Regions from separate parts of the Homo sapiens genome. Here region 2 is linked to region 1. A link is an interaction called in ENCODE POLR2A ChIA-PET data of the cell type or tissue named here. Cell type or tissue: Panc1. All regions are shown on one strand. Links, peaks and the distances in the headings refer to the core of each region. The heading gives the core; the rest is flanking DNA. Region 1 overlaps TANC1 (tetratricopeptide repeat, ankyrin repeat and coiled-coil containing 1). Region 2 overlaps TANC1 (tetratricopeptide repeat, ankyrin repeat and coiled-coil containing 1).

The links. ChIA-PET counts read pairs that join two places held together with the same protein. Peaks named below come from ENCODE experiments on the same cell type or tissue, not always from the same donor. Only the 100,000 strongest peaks of a DNase experiment are listed, where the experiment ranks them.
Region 2: POLR2A ChIA-PET joins it to region 1 with 10 read pairs; 9 of 35 experiments call an interaction of 5 or more read pairs at or near these places.

What each region holds. Positions count from the first base shown.
Region 1 is chr2:158,980,746-158,986,119 of GRCh38, forward strand. All of the region lies in intron 1 of TANC1 (tetratricopeptide repeat, ankyrin repeat and coiled-coil containing 1), which reads left to right. Among named protein-coding and RNA genes, the nearest start is that of TANC1, 15 kb to the left of the region's middle. In Panc1, for the core only: no CTCF peak of the experiment used is centred there; no DNase peak of the experiment used is centred there; H3K27ac peaks cover 1,459 bases.
Region 2 is chr2:159,041,720-159,047,093 of GRCh38, forward strand. All of the region lies in intron 2 of TANC1 (tetratricopeptide repeat, ankyrin repeat and coiled-coil containing 1), which reads left to right. Among named protein-coding and RNA genes, the nearest start is that of TANC1, 76 kb to the left of the region's middle. In Panc1, for the core only: no CTCF peak of the experiment used is centred there; no DNase peak of the experiment used is centred there; H3K27ac peaks cover 2,074 bases.

The DNA of each region.
Region 1 (5,374 bases), core at 121-5,120:
GCCTGGGCAACAGAGCAAGACTCCATCTCAAAAAAAAAAAAAAAAATTCTCCCTTAAATAGCATTTGTCACCATTTTTGTTTTTTGGAAACCAAGATTCAATCAAGGTTCACATTGCACTGTGGGCTGTTGTTGTTGTTTGTCTCTTTCGTCTTTTTAAATGTAGAAAAATAATATCTCATTACTTCCCTCCCTCCCATTCCTGACTTTTCTGGGTTGTCCCATATTCTGAATTTGTTTCCTGTGGCGGTGTTTACCTTGTCCCATTGTTTCCTGTATTTCCTATAAACTGGAGGCTAGGTCTAAAAGCAAGATTAGAGTCAAGTAAAATATTTTTGGCAAAAATAGGTCCTAGACTAAGATTCCCCTCTGCACTTCCGACCCCCTCTATGATTTGAGAACAGACATTTAAGTTTAGCAATTCAGAGCAGCATGGTGAGTCAGACACACCTGTAATCCTGGCACTTTGGGAGGTGGAGGCAGGAGGATTGCTTGAACTCAGGAGTTCGGGACCCTGGGCAACACGGTGAGACCTTATCTCTATTGAAAGTGAAAAAAAAATCATCTGGGTATGGTGGTTCAAGCCTGTATGTAGTCCTTGCCACTAGGGAGCCTGAGGCGGGAGGATTGCTTGAGCCTGGGAGATGATTAAAGCTGCTGCAAGCTATGATTGAACCACTGCACTCCAGCCTGGGTGACAGAGTGAGACCCTATCTTTAAAAAGTTTAGCAATTAATATATAGCTTTTATATATATATATATATATATATATATATATATATATATATATATATATATAAAGAAGTAACAGCTTAGAGTTTAAAAATTAGGTTTATTAGTATATCAAAGGGATGCAAGTTGAATTGATTCCAGGTGTGTTTGGAAAGGTATTCTGAATAGTTGGCGTGGTTAAATGGATATGTTTTCAGTATATCTTGAGACTATAAACCATGTGTCTCTTGGGTAAAGTGGCCTGGGTGTTAAACGTTTTTGGTGGTTGAATTTTATTCCGAATGACAAGTATCTGAGTTGTGATGGTAAAATAATACTCCATAGACACTTATTTTTAAAACACATTTAGGAATGTGCATTCTTTCTACCTCTGCTTGATAAATTTTTAACAGAATATTTTCATGATAAATGCTTATGCTAATCTAAAATACAGCCATAAATTCAAGGACACCCTCGGGGTGATAATTTTCTATGTACATTGTCTTAGAAACCCAGACAAGCAAATAAAAGTTCCTATCATAGCTAACTTTGCTAACTTAATTTGCTATTTACATTTTTTTTTCCCTTGATATCCTTCCAAGTGCTAGTTGTATGTCTGGGAAAAGTTAAAGGATTTTGTGAATCTTAATGAAGAATAGCTTAGTATATATAAAGAAGCTTTGCATGATGAATGGTAGCTGTCATAAGCAGCTCCCAGCGCATTCTTATATTTAATCCTTTAACCAGCAGGGACACTGTTTTCTGCATTAAAATTTGCCTGTTGTGAATAATAAGGTGACTTGGACAGAGTAGGTACTTTGTAACTATATTTAGTCCATTAAAAATATACATATACACTCCTTTTTTCTCCCCTCTTTAAAAAAACACAAACATATAGGATATGGTAAAAAGGATGATCTTTGAAACCAGATAGACTTTGGTTTTGTGTTTGGCTCTGGCAATTTACTTGACCTGTTTCTATGTCTGTAGAATGGGGACAATAATTCCTGTTTCATAGAGGTTATGCCAAGGCCAAAGGCGAAGCCCTGTATGAAAGGCTTAGCACCGTGCATGGATCAGAGCTATCAAAACCAGATCATCTTCCACCTTCTCCTCCTCTTACCATATTTTATTTTATTCTGTTTTACTTCATTTGTTTATTTAGTTTTTGAGACAGGGTTTTGCTCTGTTGCCCAGGCTGAAGTGCAGTGGCACAGTCTTGGCTCACTGCAGCTTCAACCTCCTGGGCTCAAATGATGCTCCTGCCTTAGCCTCCCCAAGAGCTGGGACCACAGGTGTGCACCATCATGCCTGACTAATTTTTTTATTTTTTTATTTTTATTTTTTTCTGTAGAGATAGGATCTGCTATGTCACCCAGGCTGGTCTCGAATGCCTGGGCTCAAGCAGTCTTCCTGCCTTGACCTCCCAAAGTGTGGGGATTATAGGCTGAACCACCACATCCAGTCCTTACCATATTTTATTCAGCATTCTGGATCAGTTGTTAAATTGAAGTTTTTAATTGTTCTGAGTGTTTTAAAAATTGTGAATTTTAAGGTACTTGTTACAGAAGTCGAGATAAGTTCTTGATTTCAAGATAATCTGTATGGGAGTTGGTTGCTTATATTAAAACAATTATATGCCTATATGAAATGTTTTGAGCTAACAAGTAGGACAGTTTTAGATGGTGATTTATAGAGGAGAAGGAGTAAGAGTCAAAAGTGGTGTTTTAGCCAGGCACGGTGGCTCACGCCTGTAATCCCAGCACTTTGGGAGGCCGAGGTGGGTTGGATCACGAGGTCAGGAGATCGAGACCATCTTGGCTAACACAGTGAAACCCCGTCTCTACTAAAAATACAAAAAATTAGCCGGGCGTGGTGGCGGGTGCCTGTAGTCCCAGCTACTCGGGAGGCTGAGGCAGGAGAATAGCGTGAACCCGGGAGGCGGAGCTTGCAATGAGCCGAGATCGCGCCACTGCACTCCAGCCTGGGAGACAGAGCAAGACTCCGTCTCCCAAAAAAAAAAAAAAAAAAACACCAAACAAACAACAAAAAAGTAGTATTTTATTATTGGCACAAAAATATTGCTAACAAACTCTGGTTTTTATGAAAATCAGTATTTAAAAAATCAATTTTTTTACTGAGACTGACAACATGTGAAGCTCCTCAGACTTTTGTAATGTTTTGCTTGAGTATGGTTTAGAACAATACACTTTATTTAGGTGGAATAAGTCTATTGTACTGTGCTCAAGTCATACATGCATATTCATTTATGAAATAAATATTACCGACAGGAGAGCAGGCTTTTCTAGAGAAGAGGATGGTCAGTGCTTCATTCAAGATCCTCACAGTGGAGAAATGGGGATTCTCCTTATTGCCTTTGTGCCTATTAAAGATGCACGCGAAGGTGGAATTAATATATCCTAAGTTTTGAACAGAAGTGGAGGAACAGTTTGGAGAATGCCTGGATATCTATGGTCCTTGCATTCTTGCCATTTATGGGTAAACCAAAAAGTGTTGTCTTCTGTCATCAGCTGTTTCCAAGTCTTGGGACTTTGGCTTTGAATCTGGCTTGGACAAGAAAAGATCTCAGCCAGGCAAGGACTGACACTGCTCCTTCCCAGATAGTGCCTGTTCTCTCAGAATGAACTTGATTCCCTACAGACTTCAAGTCAAGTGGTACTTGAGCTTTTTACACTTTTCCTCTACCATTACAAAGTTTTGTTTAATCTCTTCCTTTCTGAAATGTTTTGCTTCAACAAAAAGGACCCTTTTAACTGTCCCAACTCTACATACCAAAAGTTAAGCCAGGAGGAATCAAAGGGTGTTAGTTCCCCCTTCCATCTGGAAAAAAGAGATGCCATTTCTAGGACAGTGATTGAGACCTAAGCCAGTGGAAAATGTAAAGAGACTTTACCTTCTTCACAAGGCTTTTTTGCTTCCTTCATAAGAGTGGTGTTAGCCAACTCAACAAATAGAATTTCCTTATGAGTTTTTTAAAGATAAAAAGTTACCATGAAGGTGGTAACTATTTGACAAATTAGAAACCATTTTCATTTGTCAGCGGGTGGTGGAGGTCTTGTATTCATTTTTCCAAAAAATGTTTCTTGAGAGCTGGTCATTGTGCACTTCAGGGTTTGAGGCCCAGTGCTGTGTCTCAATCTGAGGAGACAAGTGCACACACAGTACCACTGCAAGGTGTTAGGGAGTGCAGGAGGAGGAGGAGTAGGGGGAGGAGGAGGAGTTGACAGTGGCTGGGGAAAGCTTCAGGGAGGAGGGGGAGGAGGTGAAGGTGACTTTGCCAGGTGGGAAAGAGGGTGAGAGGCTTTCTAGAGAAAAGGAGCGTAAGAAGCAGAGGCTGGGAGGCATGAAAACACAAGTTGTGTTTGGGGTGTTGTTACTAGAACGGACGGTGCTTGGCATTTGGGTACAGTGGCAGGGAGAAGAGAGCCAGATTGCAAAGGCCTTGCATGCCAGGCTAAGAAGTGTGGACTTGATCCTGTAAGCAAGTGATAGCTGTCAAAGGTTTTTCAGCAGGGAGATGATGTAATCAGATCTGTGTGTTGGAGAAAAGCTTTGGCAGCGGTGGTGTGGAGGAGAGACTGGCGTGGGGACAGATGGGCTGCAGAGCTCTCTGTTAGGAGGCTTTTGAAGTAGGTCAGGTGAGAGATGATGTTTGAGGCCTGAGTTAGTGGGAGGAAGAGAACTAATGCCAGTTGAATACCTTTGAGTGTGCACTTAAGGTGAAGGTGCATTAGCTCATGTAATCTTCACAGAAAAACTTTTCATAGGGTGCTGTTGTCATCCTCATTTTGCAGAAAAGGAAGCAAGCTCAAAGTAACCTAGTTCAGCCAGGATTGAACTTGGGTTTACTGTCCTGTGCCACCATGGTTTTTAGAACAAGATGTCAAAGAACAAAATTTCAACAAATGAAGCTTTAAAGATCTAATTGTTGTTTTTTAGGGGTCCATGAACTAGGCAGCACCCAGACTACAAAATAGGCAGGCGCTCTGCAGGGCATGGCTGAACAGCGGGTTTTGTAAGGCAGCTTGAGCAGGAGCACAGAGATTGCATAGTGCCAAAGGTGGACTGGTTAACCTCAGATTATTACTTCAGGTTACTTTCCTTGTGTGGGTTAAAGCAGAGGGGATTTCCTTATTTTTGCCAGCTCTGGTTGACTGGGCCCACCTTTTTTTTCCCTTTTCTTCCAAGACAGAGTCTCGCTTTGTTGCCCAGGCTGGAGTGCAGTGGCGTGATCTCGGTTCACTACAGCCTCCACCTCCCGGGTTCAAGCAATTCTCCTGCCTCAGCCTCCCAAGTAGCTGGGATTACAGGCATGTGCCACCACGCCCAGCTAATTTTTGTATTTTTAGTAGAGACTGGGTTTCACCACGTGGCCAGGCTGGTCTGAAACTCCTGACCTTGCGATCTGCCTGCCTTGGCCTCTCAAAGTGCTGCGATTATAAGCATGAGCGACCGCACCCAGCTGACTGGGCCCCCTTTGATTGGTTGTCGTGAATCTTGTGCTTTTTGAAAACTGGCCTGTTTGGAGATTTGACTATCATTTCTCTCCTGTTTGCTTGGAGGGTCCGATCTTACAAGTAAACAGCTTAGGTTTTGGTTTGGTGACGTGGAACTTTTGCATGAATGACTCCATTTGGGTTGGT
Region 2 (5,374 bases), core at 281-5,280, 61 kb after region 1:
CCCCTACCCCTTGTACTTCCTGGGTGAGGTGATGACCTGCCCTGCTTTGGCTTGCCCTCTGTGGGCTGCATCCACTGTCCACCCAGTCCCAGCTGAGATGAACCAGGCACCTCAGTTGGAAATGCAGAAATCACCTGTCTTCTGTGTCAGTCACGCTGCGGGCTGAAGACTGGAGCTGTTCCTATTCAGCCATCTTGGAACCCTACCCCATGTTCGAGTTGAGACTTTTTTTGAGGAAACATTAGGCATTTGACATGGGGGTGACCACCTGGTTCATGTAGGGTTCTCCTCTGTGCTTGGCTCAAATGAGATCTCAGCTGACCCTGAAGTCAGGGAAAGGCTGAACCCATCCCCTGTATTACTCCCTGGTTTCCTTCCAGAGAAACCTCCTATTCTCCGTTCTCATCTTTGAAGTCCTGGTGGGGAAGGCAGCAGGTCTTCTGGAGCTCCTCATTAAACAGACTTAGGAGGAGGAGAGGCCTCCACCCAGCCTCGGCACGCACAAACCTGTTAGCACCCTGGTGCCCTGCCAAGGTGGTTTTTTTGGCCCAAACGTGACTGCACATGATCCCGTTCTTTCTGGCAGTGAAGCCCGGCAGGATTGACTTGGGCAGGAGCCTAGTTGGTGGTGTGTTTGAACATGGAGAGCACCCTTGAAAACGAATGTTCTCCAGGACGTGTAGCAGTGAAAAGGACACTTCCCAGGGAGATAGGCTCTGGGTCAGTCACAGGAGCTCCTTGTTGGAATCTTTCAATGAGCAAGCGTGCATGGAGCATCTGCTTCTGCTTGTGATGAGAGTGAGAGCGGGAGGGTGGTGGATGACACCAGGGAAGACCAGCCCTGGAGAGACTGGTAGGAGGGGAGCTCAGGCAGAACGAAGCCAGTGCTGCAACTCAGAGGCCAACCAGGTGTTCTGAGCACAGAGAAAGGGCTGGCAAGATTCCGTGGGGGGTGGTGTGGGCATGCAGGTGATATTTGAGCTGTACCTGGAGGATGACTAATTTCCAGAGAGAGAGGGGGTTTCAGGTTGAGGGAAGAGAAAGAGCAAAGGTGTGAAGTTGAGTGGTGTGTTTGGGAATGGTGAATTTCGTAGAAACCTGGGACTCCTGAGGGGTGAGGCAGGAGATAGGGGAAGGAGGTGCTTAGGAGGACTTCAGCATGCTAAGGGTTTGAGAGAGGTTCTTGGCATGTTATCTTAAACCTTTAAAACATTTCGTTGTGGACTGGGCTGTAAACCTATTAGCATCACATAAACAGAAAACCTGAGATAGTGGTGGTAAACCGGATGCATCTAGTACCTTGCTTAAGAGCAGGTGCTTCTCAGTTGATGTCCTGACTCAGCTTGGATAGTGAGCATCTGAGGAAGGAATGGATTCTCTTGGTTTTGCCAATCCCCGGTCACTCTGCTTTTACTGGGCTTGACAGTATGTCCATGTGATGTCTTTTTCTCCATTACTGCTGCTTTGGGATTTTTGGGGAGGTCAGAGCTGGTGTTGATAAACTCTGTGCCTCTCGTCTCATAGGGAAGAGTGCTGACGGGTTTTCTTTTTTCCAGTTCTTTTGCCAGCTTTCTATGGTCATCTTCTTGGGAGGAACTTACGGGCATCCCTGAGTGAGGGAGACAACCACTCTCTGTTGCAAGCAAGTGGCATGTGGGGTGAGGAGAGTTGAGACCAGGGACGTGCTCATAGGGAATCCATGCTTTGACAGGCCAGGTATTCAAGGTATGCTATTCTTGGTAAATTTTGAGGGCTCTGAAAGTAAATCAGATTTCTTCAAAGAAACTTAAAGTAAATCATTATCTTACTGTGTTAAAGCACTCTTACTAATAACATGCGTGCTTTAGTGCACTCTTTTGAAGCTTTCCTAATTTTATTGACTTGTGCCCATTTTAGAATTTTGGATCCCTTTTTTATGGTGTCTAGCACAGTACTTTTCCATTGAAAACATTTAATATATGTTGATTGAATGGCTTAGTATCTTTGTTTACAGTTTAAGTACAGTTGTCAGAAGTATAACTGATAAAATTTTCACATTTTTAATAAGGTCAGACTGGCTGTCTCATCCGTATCATTTTCATTCTTCTACTCCTTATTCCCCGTGAAAAACTTCTTAAAGTTTAATGACAAGGCTCCTTATCGCTCCTGGAAGACAAATAAGGAAACATTTACAGGTTGCCTTACCTCAAATGCTCTTCATAGATTGGCTTTTTGGGGTCATGTCAGTTAAAGCTGACATAGGTTCTGCCTCTTGCCCGTTCTACAGACTGTCCTGTTAACTTACTCTGAGTTGTCATCCCTCTTCTTCCCCTGGGTTTCAAGGAGGATTTTCTAGTTGTGTGGCTTTAGGAACTTGGGGAAACTTGCTAACCGTGTGCTGAGATCTCCCTGTATTGTAGTCTTATATGTAAGTTATGAAACAGAAATACCTATTTTAATGCCAGGAACAATGGCTCTCGCCTGTAATCCCAGCACTTTGGGAGGTTGAGGTGGGAGGATCACTTGAGACCAGCCTGGGCAACGCAGCGAGACCTCATCTCTACCAAACCAAACAGAACAAAACAAAAATGGCTGGGTTATGGTGGCATGCACCTGTAGTCCCAAGCTACTCGGGAGGCTGAGGTGGGAGGATCGCTTGAGCCCAGGAGATTGAGGCTGCAGTGAGCTCTGATGGCGCCACTGTACTCCAGCCTGGGTGACAGCATGAAACCCTGTCTTAAAACTATTTCAAGAGGTTTGGCGAGGCTGGAGGCTCCTAATGTATATGATCTATGTTCTAGTCATCTTTTTATTTGCATTCTGTCTCCAATGCCTAGCATCTAGTAGGACTCAGATACTCCCTCTTTTAAGAAAGAGACCTGGCTGAGAATGGTGCCTCCAATCCCATCTTAAGTGAGCACAGCTTGGAAGACTGGCTATTTATGCCTAGCTGTGCACAGTGGAGGCAGCAAGCAGGAGTCCCCAAGACATCCAGGACCAAATGGCTGACTGGGGGCATTGGAGACACCGGCTCGCTTCTCCATGGGTGTTGGAAATACTGCCCCAAGGGGATGGGGGTCAAGATAAAAGGAGCTTCCAAATTGCTGTGAGTTCTTGAAATGTCTATGAGATGTGCCCATGTACTCTGCCATCTGTTTTGTGTGACTTGCCAGCAGGATTTCATTTTCTGCATTCAGTTCTCCTGCCACACCCTGCTATCCATGAGGAATGCAGTGGCCTTGTTGCTCCCCAGAACTTTGCGGGATCCTGCCAAAAGGCGGAGCTTCTCCACAGGGGCAGGGCAGCAGAGTACATATCACAATTCCTGTGAAGCTTTAAAAATTAGGATACTGGGACTCACTTGAGGAGTGCTGAACTAGAATTAGGGGGAGGAGGAGTCCCTGCTGTGTTGTTGTTGTTGTTTTAAAGTTCCACAAGAGGTGATAGTGTATATCATGAAGTAAGATAGCCACATATGGGCCGGGCGCAGTGGCTCACTCCTGTAATCCTAGCACTTTGAGAGGCTGAGGTGAGCAGATTGCCTGAGCTCAGGAGTGCCTGTCTGTACTAAAAATACAAAAAAATTACCCGGGCATGGTGGCACATGCCTGTAGTCCCAGCTACTCGGGAGGCTGAGGCATGAGAATTGCTTGAACTCGGGAGGCGGAGGTTGCAGTGAGCCGAGATTGCACCACTGCACAACAGCCTGGGTGACAGAGCAAGACTGTCTCATAAATAAATAAAATTAAGATAGCCAGATATGATAAAGAGTTTAAAGGATACATAAAATTAGTTACCAGAAGATCCGAAGAAATTGTCTGCTTAAATTCAGTGATGCATACAAAGAGTGAGTAGTATTTTTGGAGGAATATATTTCAGAAGCCTCAGATCTTCAAATTTTTTTGCTTTATATTAATGACAATTCTATAATAGTCATTAATATTTGAGATATGTAACTTTTGAAAAATATTTGTATGGGGAGTAAACTTATAAACCTCTTTCTTAGCCTGAGCCGACGTTTAGGGGAACTTTTTTGAATTCCACTGACCTGTTTAACCAGTTGACACTGCCAACCCAAACATTCCCTTGTGCCATAATTCATATCGTAAAACTATTTTATAATTTTCACTTAAAATTGCATGCGATAGCATTTTCTATGATGCTAACATGACAAAGAACAAGAAAAATGACATGGAAGAGGAATTTACTAAATTCAACCAGAGTTTAGGCTTACTGAGAAATCCAGGTGGAAATCTGCTTAAATGGCATTTTACAATAGATTTGCGTATTGAAACCAAGCCTTTCTTCCTGTGGTAACACGTTTCTCAAAGTAACATTGAAATAGCAATTTAAGTGTATTGCCCATAGAGATTTATCAGAAAGGAAATTTATTTAGAAAGTTGTGGGTTTTTTTTTTCCCCCTTCAGTTTTCGTTTGGCAGAGAATTCACTAATTTTTCTCCTTCCCTGGGACCAACTTTAGAAAATAGATAGGAACTTAATAGCAAAAATCATGTTAAATGGTTTTGTGGTTTTAGACTGCGTCTCTCTTTTGCAAATTCCTTTTCTGTGAAAGAAAACCTTGCAACACATTGCTATTTGACATTTTATTAATTTGGTGGGTTTGAGGGAGAAGGGTGAGTTTCAGTTTTGAAGTTAAAGAATTTTACAATTTAGGAGGGACTGACCCTACAGATGGCCTGTCTCCTGGTTTCCTTCGCCTCAATAGAAACTGCCCTTGTCGACGTCCCAAATGGCCTCTGATCATTGAAGCCTGTTGTCACTTGTTAGTCCTTGACATGACTTTTCCTGTAGTATTTGATTCTGCTGATCATTCCTCATCAAAGCTGTCTCTTCTGGGTTCCTATGCACCATTCTTTTCTTTTCTTTACTTTTTTTTTTTTTTTTTTTTTTTTTTTTGAGGCAGGGTCTAGCTTTGTCACCCAGGCTAGAGTGCAGCGGCACAATCTCGGCTCATTGCAACCTCTGCCTCCTTGGGCTCAAGCGATCCTCCCACCTCAGACCCTCAAATAGCTAGGAGTACAGGCGCGAGGCACCAGGCCTGGCTAATTTTTTTTGTATTTTTTGTGGAGACGGGTTTTCACCATGTTACCCAGGCTGGTCTCAAACTTCTGAGTTCTAGCGATCCACTTGCCTCGGCCTCCCCAAAATGCTGGGATTACAGGCATGAACCATGGTGCCCCGCCCCTTTGCACCATACTCGACTGCTTTGTTTTTGCTTCTTTAATTTCCTCTTAGGTCCTGCTGTATCTGCCCTTATGTTCCTGGTTCATCCTTGGTGGTTTTCTTTTAGTCTGCTCAGCCTTTTTGGGGGAGACCTCAATAATTCTGTGGCTTCAGCCACCATCCACACTTCATGGACCCCCCAGGTCTCT